2 separate regions of the Homo sapiens genome follow, and region 1 is linked to region 2. The links are chromatin contacts, found by Hi-C or POLR2A ChIA-PET in ENCODE. All regions are on one chromosome and are shown on one strand. Each heading gives the region's core, a stretch centred on a gene start or an enhancer-like site at or near the end of the contact. The rest is flanking DNA. Distances are from core to core; before and after follow the strand shown. Region 1 overlaps TSHZ2 (teashirt zinc finger homeobox 2). Region 2 has its middle 130 kb from the start of LINC01524.

Region 1 (4,167 bases), core at 1,449-3,948, 470 kb before region 2:
TAGAGGTGTCTAACTGGTAAATTTGAACCAAATGTGGATCCACATACATATTTAGTTTGACTCAGAATATTTAAAAACAAAATAGGAATTAGTTATTGACATTGGGAAATCAAAAGGTGTCACCAATCAGATTATTGGCTTTTCTTGAAAAATTTGAGGATCTAGTAATACTGGAATGCATTCTTCCATGTATATAATTGGCTGTGGCTGAGTATAGGTAACTTCTTTGATCGCTGGAGCTCTTTATAAGGTTACTTTGCCCACACAAATTACCTGTCTGGAGAAGTCCTTGAGGGAGTTTGTGACCCAAGGAACAGATAATTTCAACTTCTGGGATTTTAGTCTCTTCAAATAAAGGTAACAGTCACAAATTGCTAGCCCATAACATCTCCAAAGCTTTATCAATTAAAAGATGAATAACAATAATTATCTCAATCATACCAATAGAAAGTTATAGTGCTAACTATGCAGTAGTTACAAATTTAATACAAAATGATGCAGAAACAGGGATGAATATTCCATTTTCAGTCTTTTATAACTGCAGAAGAAAAAAGCAACACTGCCACTTGCTTTTTGTTTGGAGATGTTAAGCCTCACAAATTTTATTTCTTGTTGTTGGCTAAACTGCTTAAGATTGTTCTCGTGTTTAAAAAGCCAGGGGTGGGCCATAGAAATGGATGGATGAGGACATCAGCTTTTATGGGGGAATTCACAGCATTTCAATAGACTCTGTGTTTACCTGAAAGTCTTGGGCCAATGGAGAAATGAGAAATTGGCTTTCTATGGAAATACTGAGAAAAGGCCTCCAAGGGGGAGACACAGTAAAAGCTTCTTTTACCTAACTGTTTTCTTGTTGGAAATGGCTACCCACAGTGCAGCTGGGGGCTTAGCAAGCTGTGGTTCTCATTTTGCCCAATCTTGTTTTGAATCAGCTGATTCATTAAACTGCACTGATTAAGTCTGTATTAGGTAGTTCATATTACTAGACTAACAGATACTAGACTGTATTAGAAAGTCTCCAAAATGGTGTAGAAAACTCAGGTGCTGACCAGAGACAAGGAAAGTAACACTAAATTGTTCAATAAATATGAATATTTTAGAATATCTTCATCACTGTAAAGAAAGATGCTCTCTCTTATTTTTCTCGAATTCTCAGTCTGTTTTCTCACTTTTGAGAGACATTACTATAGGAGACAACTCATTTTCTTTATGAAAAGAAAGACCCAAACACAATGATAAATGGCTAGTGATGTTTGGCCTCAGGGAGACAATAGAAAGAGGTAGGTATTGGGGAGAGTTGCTGAGTGAATGCCCTGCTGGAAAGAGGTGGCAACAACATAGCTCCAGCTAATCTCGTCATCTGCGAATATAGAACCAATGCGGTAGATGTTTGGATTTTGCAAAAGAATATGAGAAATTGAATTTTTATGCGAAATCACCTGATTGACAAATTTTGGCAATGCTGTGTACATTATTATTACGATTATCTATTTATTTAGTGGTTTGTGTGGGCCGAACAAATAAGTCGGCAAGCCGAATTCATTTGCCCCTGTGCCAACTGTTGTAAAGTTTGATCTTGCTTAATGCATCTCAATGTTTCCCATCTCTCAATTTGAATTATAATAGGTGCCAGCTGAGACCATGTGGTTGGTGCAGCACACACACAGCTCTGTTCCTTGAAAGCTACTCAAAGCAAATGTTCTAATCACAGGTGAGAGGCCCTCAGCCTATAGGCGTAGTCTTTAGAAAACAAATTTAGTGCAGAATAAAGGACAACATCATGACTTGAAAGAACCAGACTTGAGACTGTTTGTAAAGTGCAGCCTGCCATTTGCGGCTCCTTCAAAGGAGCCTCGGCTTTCTCACTCTTAAAAAGGAGGGTGTTGGGCTAGCCAGTCTCCTTTCTCCCAAAGTAAAATACTTGTCTGTATTGTTCAGGGAGGAGAATCTATGCTTTGGGATGTGAAAGCCTAGGTCTGACTCTCCTTTCTAACATAAATTAGATTTGCATAACTTCCTTCAACCTTAGTTTTTTTGTTTGCAAAGGTGAGGATAAAACCAGTAATGATATCACAGGATTATGTGAAACTTAAATGAGATAGTAAGTCAGATAACTCTGTGTAAACCAGGGGTTACAAGCAGGGGCAGTGGATCAAATGTAGCCCTTAGCCATATTTTGTTTGGCCCATGAATTGTTTCAAAATCAGAGAAATTTCACACTTAAGGATAGATGCCTTCTGAGAAGTTCTGACGTTACTGGCCCTGTGTGGTTGCGTGGCAGAGCTTTACCGCTTTTGCCTCCTCTAGACTGAGCACCAGGGATCTGCCATGGTCCCCATCCACTCCTTATATTGCGCCTGGCTCTCTGCACTTTCTGCCATTATTTGTCTGTGGGTTTGCAGCCCCTGGCAAATTAAGTGATGTGCAACGGTTCACTGGCGTTGCTGTTCTGATTATTGTTGTTCTTCCATCTGTTATCCCTTTCTGCTTGTGAGCCACATATTCGCTTCTTTGGGGCTCAGTTATCTGGTCTTTAAAATGGGAATAATAATATCTCACTTGCCTAGAGCCAGGGGGCTGTCGGGTGAGGCCAGGCCCCTTCTGCTCCCTGAGCGCCCAGAAGTGGGGCGTCCGACCAGCAGAGGGCGCTGGTACGAAAGGCTGCAGGTGCTGGCATCGGCCAAGCGCAGACAGGTGGGGCCGCGGCAGGTGCGGCTCTCGCACTATCCCCCTTTCACAACTTGGGAGGACACAGCTTCACCGGGTGGGCCTGACAGCGAGCAATTACTCATCCATCGATACAGCCGCACATCACCAGCAATGTGACTTTCTGGAATATGTAATGCGACCACAGACTTTCTAATGCCGCAGCCTGACAATCAGACACTAAAAATAACAAACGGGCCCGCTCAGGAACAGAAAGACACGGCCTCTTTGGAAACTGGGGATGGGCCGTTTCCAACTCTGCTCACCGCTGGAGCCCTGCACGGAATTCTCCGGGCGGTGAAGTGAGTCGCCAGGAGCTGCCAGGGGCTGCAGGGAGAGTTCCCGCATTTGAAGGGTGTGTTCACTTTTAGACAACTCAGTCCCAGCAAGATGTAGACAAATTGGAGCAAGTTCAGAGAAGAACAACCCACATGATTAAGGGGAAAGAGGATTGATTTATAGAGAAATATTAAAGCAGCCAAACATGTCTGCGCTGTGTTCTCCAGGTGACAAATCAGAGAGTGACACATTGTGGGGCTCCATGCACCTTTGAGAGGTGTAAACATCAGGGGATGAGAAACTAGCTCAGTGCAAGGAGCTTTTCACAGCATTTTCTAAGATGGCATTAACACCAGAAAATGTTCCTGGCTGGTGAAGGGTTGGTTGGGTCGCACCTATGCTTGAGAACCCTTTGTTGTCCTGATTTTGCCTGGCATAAAATGACATATCCTAGCTAGGGGTTCACATTTGTGGCCTTCAGTGCTCTGGCTGTGGCCTATTTTTCCTTGTATGTTCACGTCCTTGACTTTCTGCCAGGGATTCCGCCACCCCAGTCCCATTTGTCCTCACTCCAGCTTTACCTGACTACCTGTCTTACTCCTCCATCAGGAACTGAAATGCTTAGGAGCCAACAATGGCTTGGCTGGTGAAGTGAGGTGTGGAGAGGGCTGGGGAAGACAACAGGACCAGCAATTGCAAGGTGAGAACAGATGACAGGGACATTCCTTGGGTGTTGACTTCATAGAATGCTGAAATACTAGTGTCTTATTAAAAAGTGAGCTGGCCCCCCACTGTTTTCTATTCCTCATTCTGAGGAAGAGCTAAGGTCGTGCCTTTCTGTCCTCCAGATATGAGTCTCTGGGAATTTGACTGGGGAAGAAGGTCTTGGCCAAAATGAAGAATTCTGGGAGAAGAGGAATCAGACATCAGAGACAGGTGTTTGGCCTTAGGGGAAAAAGGGCAGGAGCTCAACCCTAGGAGAAAGACTGGGAATTAGGCCTGGGACCCCTCTTTTCCCATCCCTATGAAACCATTTTTTAAATTTTTTTTTTTTTTTTTTGAGACGGAGTTTTGCTCCTGTTGCCCAGGCTGGAGTGCAATGGCGCGACCTCGGCTCACCACAACCTCCGCTTCCTGAGTTCAAGCTATGCTCCTGCCTCAGCCTCCTGAGTAGCTGGAATT
Region 2 (4,451 bases), core at 1,069-3,568:
CTCTGCCTATGAAATTATTTTAATGGCTAACATTCACTGAGCTTTCCCTATGTGCCAAGTACTGTGCTAGATGTTCTATAAACGTGATTCCTGCTAATCTTTATAACAACCCTATAGGATTTACATAATTATCTCCAGGAAACTGAGACTTAGAACAGTTAACCAAGTTGCCAAAAGTTACACAGCCGCTAAGTGGTGGAGCATGAATTTAAACTTGGATCTGCCTTGTTCCGAAGCCATGTGCTGTGGGAATATCACCGAGGACATTATGAATATCCACATGAAAAATTTATTTTATAACCCAGGATTTCTCAGCCTTGGATTGTTGACATTTGGGGCCAGATAATTCTTTGTTGTGAAGATGCTTGTAGGATGTGTAGCAGCATCCCAGGCCCCTACTCATTAGATGCGAGCAGCACCTCCCCTCTCAGGGTTTTGACCACTAAAAATGCCTCAAGGCATTGCGAAATATTCCAGGGGAGGGGGTAATACTGCCCGCAGTTGAGAACCACCATTAATACCTCAATGTTAGGAGTAAACTTTCTTCCCCTAAGGAACTGATGTAGTCCTTGCTTTCTGATAAAGAAAATGATGTAAGTGATCATGTCTCCATTTTTGCTATGGCCACCAAGAAGCTCGAAGGCAAATTCAAGTTTCAACTATAGCCAAAAGGTATTCCCAATGTCCTGGGCAATTTTCATTGGTCGTTTTCTAATTCTTTATTTTCTCTGTCTTTTTGCCTCTCTTCCTTATTTCTCTACTTATGTTTTCCATTATAGATGTCTTCCTCTAAAGTCATTTGAAATGCTTCACAGAAGATAGCAAGGTACAGATATGAAAACATTTTTATACTGATTTTGAAATTGACTTGCTTAATTATTTGATCAAAGCTGAATCTTTCTAAGAATAATAAATATTTCTGTTTTTTTAAAAAAATCTTTTCAATAATTCTGTCTGATATTAAGCAAAATCAAAGTTGGATTAAAAAACTGAACTTTATTGAAATTTTCTGGCTCCCAGAATCTTATTTTAAAATGGGTTCAGGGGTATTAGAATACTAGAAAGAATAAAAAGGAAACCTAGAAGAGCTTTGGAAATAAGTACATTTTTTCAAGTTTTTCCATCACAAGTGTTGAAAAATATCATTCTATTAAAATATTTTTATTATTAAGATTCTATGGAGAAGACTGATGATAAAGTGGATACCTTTCTAAGATGCTTTTCTAAGATTTTGCTACTACTCATGCCCTGAATTGATGCACAGGGATCAGTTCAGCCAGTTGAGAGGCTCCACTTTTAGAAACCTACCACATGTTTTCACAAATGAATTTTCCAGTCTGTCAATTACTGAGGAGATAAAAATTGGGTCCAGAACAAAGGGTGACTCAGAGGCTCATTTGGAAATTTGGGATTTCTGGTTCTGCTTTGACAGATTTGGAAGAAGAGGCAAAACATTTCCTGTAAATACCATCGCTGGGATGAATTCTCACTCTCCTGTCCCTCCATCAAACAGAAATCTATATTGTGCCTTGAGTTGAGCTCCAGAGAAATTATCAATATTCACACATCTGGCACAAATCTGTTGGAAGAAAAAAAAACCATCATGCCATCTGTATTTCTTCAATCGTTTTATAGCACAGCTCCAGTCTCTGGCCATCATTTTGTCACTCGGTCTTGTAAATATAAAGTTATATTACTTTTTGGCTTGTTTGAGGACACCGTTCATCATAAGGGGAGGATGAAGAGATGATGTCACTGCCGGGAAAAAAAAAAACAAAACACAACAACTTCGCCTTTCTCAATCCCCCACCTTCCCCAGAGTGTGGAGGAGCCAAATTTCATCTAGTTTGGCACAGTTGTAGGAATTAACATGACTGAAATGTATGCCAGATTTCAAAACAATTTCTAACAGTTTCTGTGAGACCGTGTAAGCAACTGAAAATTGACATGTTGTGTTGTGCCCGAGTCAGCCAACTGCTGTCACTGCATAATTAGATTTTCCTGCATGAGAGGAAAAAGTGTTCCCTTAAAAAATTATGAAATAAAGCAGAAGCTAATATAAAATACAAGTGGGCCCGTTATTCACATAGAGGTAGCCTTCCGCCAAAGAATGACTTTGGACACACACACACGTGCACGCACACACACTCACACACACACAACTCCAGGAGAGGCTGATGGCCCTGGATTTCTGCGCTTTACATGCAAGAAATGCTCTTTGCAAAGGGAAGAGGATTTACGGCACAGGCCAGATGGAAGTAGGCCCACTTGGCTGCCCAAGGAATGGCTGAAACCCAGAAGCAAGAACAGATTTGGAGCTAATGAATGTGCGGTTCCTTCCTTCTGATATGGAATAATAGATGTGGCAGAGTATGCCAGGTGCCCCCAATACTTATTCTCCCCTTGTCCAACAGTAACAGTAGTTTTTGTTTGGCACAAAGGAGCCCAGCTAAAGGCTATATTCCCCAGGCTCCCCTGCACCTCGATATAACCATATAACTAAGTTCTGGCGAATGAGGTGTGAGAGGAAGTGGAAGTTTCCAGATTCCATGTCGTGTCCTTAACAGGAAAGGAGGGGTTCCCTCCGCTTTCTCCCCTCCCGTCTTCCTGAGGGTGGGAGCGCAGGCATCTTTGTCCAGGAGGATGAGATCTATACCATGTGGACAAGAGCTGCACCCTAGAGGCAGCAAAGTAGTAAGACAGAAAGCTCAATGTCCCTGGTAGTTTTAAGTCACCTTACCGACCTTGGATGATGTTCTGCACTGTTCCATCAGAGAAACGCCATTTACTGCTCATTTAAACCATTGTATTTTCATATAGCAGCAGCCTTTTCTGCATCCTAACTAATACTGCTCTCTTGGAAATGACCTTCAGAGTTCATCAGAGCTAGACCCTTGCAGACAGGAGTGTTTACACCCAAGGACATATGTATCTTTGTTTTCTAGTCATGTCTTTCAAGGTAAAGACCTTTCTTCAAATAACTGTATATGTTCAAAAGGCAAAATACGACTCAAAGTATCATTCATGTGTGATAAGGTGATTACAATTACTGTTACCATTTTACAAATGAAGAAACTAGTTTACAGAAATGAAAAAAAAACTTACCCCAAATTACATATTACATGGCTAAAAATTTTAGTTTTTTTTCATATCATGCTCAGGTGAAATGAGTTTGTAACATATGGACAGGCATTCAAAAAATATTGGCTATTTAACTGAATTAATGACTACATTCTTAAAATAAAGCAGTAGAGGTAAGACTAGAACTCAGGTCTACTGACTTTAAAGACAGTAATTTTTAACTCTGCACTCTCTTTGCTCCCTGACTATGTCTTAAATTAGGATACTTTGAGTTAAGTTTGTGAATAAAAGTTTCAGTGCATCTGTAAAAAGAAAATAATTAATTTAAACATTTTCAATTTGTTTAAATCTTATATCAAGTGTTTCGTTCCTCTGCGCCCTGTAGCCAATAACAGAAATCTTTAACTTAAACTGGCTTAATTATTAATGGGGCCTTGTTGACTGATGTCACTGAATCCCCAGAATATGATTCGTGCCATCCCTCAGCACAGCTCCTCTCCAAGTTGGCTCCCCTCCCAGGTTCATATGATATCAGCATGGCTGTCAGCCCCTCCAGGCCTACATCCCATCCTGTTTCATTCCAACAGAAAGGAGCCCTTCCTCCTTGGTCTGATTGCTTTATAAGCCTGTTTGTCAACTAAAAATATGTCCTAGGGCAGCAGTCCCCAATCTTTTTGGCACCAAAGACTGGTTTTTGTGGAAGACAGTTTTTTCCGCGGACTGAAGGTCGGGGGTTGGTTTTGGGATGATTCAAGTGCATTACATTTATTGTGCACTTTATTTCTATTATTACGTTGTAATATTTAATGAAATAATTATAAAACTCACCAAAATGTAGAATCAGTGGGACCCCTGAGCTTGTTTCCCTAAAACTAGATGGTCCTGTCTGGGGGTGATGGGAGACAGTGACAGATGACATCAGGCATTAGATTCTTATAAGGAGCATGCAACCTAGTTCCCTTGCATGCATGGTTCACAACAGGGTTCGCACTCCTATGATAATCTAATGCTGCTGCTGATCTGACAAGAGGCAGAGCTTAAGTGGTAACGCGAGCAGTGGGGAGCAGCTGTAAATACAGATGAAGCTTCACTCACTCACCCGCTGCTCACCTCCTGCTGTGAGACTCTGTTCCTAACAGGCCATGGACCAGTACCGGTCTGTGGCCCGAGGGCTGGGGAACCCTGTCCTAGAGTGTTCAGAGCTCTGATTGGTCAGGTCACTAGCTCTAAGAATGTAAGATATGTGGTTCCCAAGAGGTCAAACAGAGTGCTGTTCCCAAAACAATAGGAAAAAGATATTGGATAAGCAACAATAACAAATGCCCGCTGCAACACTCTTTATACATTCAAAGCTGCCCCATCATAGGAAT

What was found. A loop is a pair of places that touch in the nucleus more often than their neighbours do. ChIA-PET counts read pairs that join two places held with the same protein, here RNA polymerase II (POLR2A). Pooled maps may share reads with other maps.
Region 1: a loop to region 2 is called in a map of HepG2, with 22 times the contacts of the local background. The contact joins two enhancer-like sites. A Hi-C loop is called at or near these places in 9 of 168 maps with a recorded cell type or tissue (Caco-2, Calu3, GM12878 and 5 more), 10 of 37 single-sample maps with no recorded cell type and 14 of 50 pooled maps. POLR2A ChIA-PET finds 5 or more read pairs at or near these places in 1 of 52 experiments (MCF 10A).

What each region holds. Positions count from the first base shown.
Region 1 is chr20:53,215,747-53,219,913 of GRCh38, reverse strand. All of the region lies in intron 1 of TSHZ2 (teashirt zinc finger homeobox 2), which reads right to left. Among named protein-coding and RNA genes, the nearest start is that of TSHZ2, 250 kb to the right of the region's middle. Within about 2 kb of position 2,698, at least 2 of the 41 ENCODE cell types and tissues checked have a DNase peak (open chromatin) inside an H3K27ac peak, as active enhancers do.
Region 2 is chr20:52,746,143-52,750,593 of GRCh38, reverse strand. No RefSeq gene overlaps it. Among named protein-coding and RNA genes, the nearest start is that of LINC01524, 130 kb to the right of the region's middle. Within about 2 kb of position 2,318, at least 3 of the 41 ENCODE cell types and tissues checked have a DNase peak (open chromatin) inside an H3K27ac peak, as active enhancers do.